Regions from separate parts of the Homo sapiens genome. Here region 2 is linked to region 1. Evidence: read pairs that join two places in POLR2A ChIA-PET (ENCODE). Cell type or tissue: Caco-2. All regions are shown on one strand.

What was found. Peaks named below come from ENCODE experiments on the same cell type or tissue, not always from the same donor. Only the 100,000 strongest peaks of a DNase experiment are listed, where the experiment ranks them.
Region 2: POLR2A ChIA-PET joins it to region 1 with 7 read pairs; 2 of 35 experiments call an interaction of 5 or more read pairs at or near these places.

Annotation. Positions count from the first base shown.
Region 1 is chr11:101,879,146-101,881,645 of GRCh38, reverse strand. No RefSeq gene overlaps it. Among named protein-coding and RNA genes, the nearest start is that of CEP126, 35 kb to the left of the region's middle. In Caco-2, a CTCF peak has its summit at 1,218 (motif pointing right); a DNase peak (open chromatin) is centred at 1,265.
Region 2 is chr11:101,986,179-101,988,678 of GRCh38, reverse strand. It overlaps CEP126 (centrosomal protein 126), which reads right to left. Exons shown (of 11, transcript NM_020802.4): 9 at 1,638-1,847. Among named protein-coding and RNA genes, the nearest start is that of CFAP300, 60 kb to the left of the region's middle. In Caco-2, no CTCF peak of the experiment used is centred here; a DNase peak (open chromatin) is centred at 1,108.

The DNA.
Region 1 (2,500 bases):
TTAGTAAACTATAACCAGATGTACTCTTACTCCCAAACTTTGATGTAATTTTGCATGTACTGAATCTTTACCACCTGTATATAAGCTTTGAACTAAAATACTGCATCAAAGTAGTCTGATAGAACTGCACCTGGACTGTAGCCTTTGGTCTACAGCCCTCAGTAAGACTTCTGAATAAAACTAACTTTAATGCTTTAAAAGCTTGATTTCTTTTTTGTTTAGTGAACAATCCTGACAACCACGAAGGAACTCACAGTGGACTGCCCAGGGTTGTCTGGAACATTGTGGGGATCCAGCACCTTGGGGCCAGCATCTGCCCTCTGAGTCCCTCCAACTTCTTCGTGGTTGGAGACAACTGGGTGACTCTCCCTTGAATCTCAGATCTCCTACTTTGTTTCTGGTCCTGAGTTTTATTCATCTAGTTGTTTTGACTCCTTGACAAAGAGGTAAGTTCTTCCTTGAGATATTTTGTTTCTCCAGAAGGGAAATTTTCCTAGTTGAAAGTTACTAGGAAGAAATGGCTGCATGTATAACACACATGGAAACTGTACTGCCAAGTAACTCCCTAGATGGGAGGAGTTTACCAAAGGAGATGAGGGTTGAAAAATTCCACCTTTGACACAATATTCGTTATTTGGGTGATGAGTATACTTGAAGGACAAACCTCATCATTAAGCAATATATCCATGTAACAAACCTCCACAGTTACCCCCTGAATCTATAATAAAAATAATAAGTCTGAGGTGGGGGGATCCCTTGAGCCTGGGAGGTTGAGGCTGCAGGGAGCCGTGTTCATGCCACTGCACTCTAGGCTGGGTGACAAAGTGAGACCCTGTCTCTAAATAAATAAATAAAGAAACAAGTGTATGTTACAGTTTTTAAAAAATTATTATCATGTTTTTCTCCCAATCTTTAACTTACTTTAATGCTTTAACTCACTTAAGTATGTACTGCTATATATTATCTGTAGTATCCTCATAATAATCCTATTGAGGTGTTGTGTTAGGTGCAAGAGAAGGCAACGTCAGGAAACCTGGCTTATGCTAATTAAGATAAGATGCGATCTGAAGCATGTTTTTCAATAAATAGGCAAGTATGCACACTGGGCTCAATGTTCATTCCGTATAACCGCAACTGAAGACTATCAACCTTCCTGGAAAAGAGCCTTCCTAACTATGTGGAATAATTAGCATTGGTCTTATAAATACAACCAGGTGATTGATTTGTGACCAAAAGGGGGAGCTTGTGAGACAAAGAAGCAAATGTAAGAAGCCATATTTGCTCATTTCTGTTTGCCAGCATAATTTCACAAAGCCCCTGACTCTGTGATGACCTGCAGTTCTCCGAAAAGATGCTTTGGAAACAAAAACAGGCTCCAAGTCTCTTACCTAAGTCACCACATTCCTTAAAAGAGAAATGATCCTAGTCCTTGCCTTTTCCTGTACACAAAATGACACCTAACAGGGTTAATGATTATGCTTCTACAATCAATAACCAAATGTCCTTTAGTAATCCATAACCAGATATACTCTTACACCCAAACCTCTTTAAGTGGCTAGACTTATTTAAAAGTGTCCTACTAGCTTATTACCAGCATGTTAGCTATTAGTCTTTTTGTATTTGAGTTTTGGTCTGAAGAATTATTCAGTTATAACTGGTGTTTAAAGATTCACAACTATCTCTGATTTTTTTGATTTGCACATTAAGGGAGCAGGCATGGGTAGTCTCAGTTTATAAGCTCAGGTTCTTGTTCTGGGCCAAGGTGGGAGGTGGATGGGCTATCTGAGAAGAAAACGATGTGATTTATGGTGCAGGACATGGGACTGGGATTCAGTGGAGAGCTTCATTAGGTATCTACTGACATGGATGATGGAGATCCAGGAGAAGCCCCTTCTTGTAGCCAGATGTCTTTTTTGTGTCAGTAACTTCAGAGCCTTTTTAAGGGTGTGTGAGGGGTCTCAACTGCAACTACCTCTGGCAGTTCAGAAAAACTTGGTACCAGATAAACTTCCTTTTTGAAGAAACATGAACCACATAATGGTCCTGTCTTTAAGTCCCTCAGGAGGGTGGGTCTGCCTCAGGGGCGAGCATGGATTACACATAACTCGAAAAATATCCAGGCTCTTTTGGAGGGAGACCAAAAGAATTAATAGTTTCCAAGCTCTGTCCTCCCTCTGTCCTTAAGGATACATTTTCCTCTCGGGGTCTATGAATCCTGAAAATTTGTGGCAGGTCTCAGTTAATTTAGAAAGTTTATTTTGCCAAGGTTGATGATGCGCCTGTGACACAGCCTCAGGAAGTCCTGATGACATGTGCCCAAGGTGGTCAGGGCACAGCTTGGTTTTACACATTTAGGGATACATGAGACATCAATTAAGAAGCACATTTGTTCAGTCTGGAAAGAGGGGACAACTTGAAGCAAAAACAGGAAGACTTGAAGTGGGGAGGGAGCTTCCAGTTCACAGATAGGTGATACACAAATGGCTACATCTTTGGAGTT
Region 2 (2,500 bases), 110 kb before region 1:
ATTAAATTTGAAAGTTACTTTCTCTCAGCACATTGGACATGTTGTCAATATCTCCTGATTTTTTTTCATTGTTTTCTGCCTTTTTGTTGCTGATTAACATTCATTGTGGATGTATCTTAGTGGTCATTTCTTTTTATTTACTCTGAAATGTGTTGGGTTGTTGAATCTGTAGATTGGCATTGTTCATCAAATTGGAAAAGTTGTCAACCGTTATCACTTTAGATATTGTCTTAGCCTTTCAGACCTTTTTATTTACTCTTTTGTGTCTTTTAAGCTCTATATCATATTTTCCATCTCTTTGTCTCTCTAAGATATACTGTGGATAAATTTCTTTGATTCATAATCTAGTTTACTAATTCTCTGTTCAGACGTCTGTAATCTGGTGGTTAAACCACCTACTAAATTTTACATTTCAATTATTATATTTTCAATTTCCAGGCATTCTATTTGGGCCATTTTTCAAATCTGTTTGCTCTTTCTTTATAGTTTCTTATTCCCTGCATGTTTAAGTTTAAAAATGACTGCATTTCTGCATTTTAAAGCTTATTTCTGACAACTTTAGAGCATACAAGCATAGTTATTTATAGTTTGTGCCTGGTAATTTCATTATCTGAATCCTTTCTGGGTCTGTTTATTCTGTTTTGTGGATTCTTTTGATTTTTTTTCTTGGTGCCTTTTTTCATTACGGATTAAGTTATTTACTTTTTTTTTAATTGTAGGCTGCTCATTTTCCTTGGATTTCACTTGTGATAATTCTTTGAGGACTGGAATATAGGTGCAGAAGATACATAAATGTACTTTTCCCAAGTGTTTTGGAATACTACCAGTTTGGGATCATTCTAAATTAAGTTCTTTGCTTGAGATCTTAAGAACTATTCAGTTAATGTGAGTATGGGCTGTAAATTAGTGTGATACTTGTATTAGACTGTGATTCTACATTCTCAGGGATCATTTTTCCTCTATCACCTGCTCAATACTGAAGTTTAAAAAATGCAAGCCTTTTTTTTTTTTTTAGAAAAAAATTCCCTCTCCCTGCGCTGCCTCCTCTGTGTATGCATGTGTAGTGCACAGCTCTTCGGGTGGCCCAGCTTTATGGTGGAAAGATCTTCTGTGAGACTACTCATCCTGAGTAGGCCTGTTCCCTTTTTCCTATGAGGCCATGGAAAGCAAAGTTCAATTTCACCCCATGAGTTAAATATCCTCAGGACAAGAGCTAGCTGCTGCACTCTCCTTATCTTTTTGAGTTCTTATCTACATTTAGTTATTGGTCTTAAGAATGTCTTACATTCTTACTAGCTCATCACTATATTGCAGGTTTAAAAAATACTTAATCAAGGATTTATGGTTGTTTTGATGGATGGTCAGTATAGATATGTAGCCTGTCCATTGCTGAAACAGAAGTCTATTCATATATTCTGAAAAGACAGATAAGTCTGCCAAAGAAGTTGACATCATCATAAATGATATGGCATACTTGAAATAGTATTCAAATATAGTCTGAATGGTTATGCACTCAGGTAGTTGGTAATATGGATATATTTTGTATTTTTCTTTTCAATTTTTAAATTAAAGTTTAAATTAAAATTGTCTAAGTATAAATGCAGTATTTCTTATAAAAGGTGTTCTTCCATACTTACAATGTAGTCTTTCACTGAGATCATTAAGGGACTCTAGGATCTTCTGTTCTTCAGCTGACAGTGTGCAGATGTTGAATTGTTGAGTTTTATTTAAAGGTAGATTTGATTTCTGTATCTGTTTGCTATTCAAGACAGTCAGAATCTCATCCTCCGGCACTGATGCTTTCACTAAGTTTTCAGCCATCAAAAACTCAGAAGTACTATCTGAAACTACAGAAACTTACATCAGTTATTCTTTGAACCCCTTTTGTCTTTGAGATCAGCCCTTATATATACTTACATATACTTATACATGCTTAACTGTCTGTATGTATTCATATTACAAGCAGAAACCTAGCAAATATCTGCTACTTTGATTTCATTTATCAGGATCCTCTATCTAGCATTTTCCTATCCTTCGTTTTTTAAAAAAGGATATTCAAAATGACGGCAGTGAGTTAATAAAAATTCCCAGAGTATTACTTGAACTAAAGAAAAAAACTATATAATGCAGATAGTTTTTGTCATGTTTGTTATTCATTGGTAGTACAAAAAAGATGAAGAAGACTGTCTTTATAATAGTAGTTATAATGAATTATAACAAAGTAAGACCAAAAAACCCTTAAGATTAGAAACTTTGATGATCAGCTAAACAGAACTGACAGCCTAGAAACAGACCCAATTAGATATAAGAACATGTGATCAAAGAAGCATCAAATATTTGACAGAAGGGAAAGATGATTTTACATATTAGTTTTTGCTTATAAAAGAATCAATTTGGGCTGGGTGCAGTGGCTCATGCCTCTAATCCCAGCACCTTGGAAGGCTGAGGCAGGTGAATCACTTGAGGTCAGGAGTTCAAGACCAGCATGGCCAACATGGTG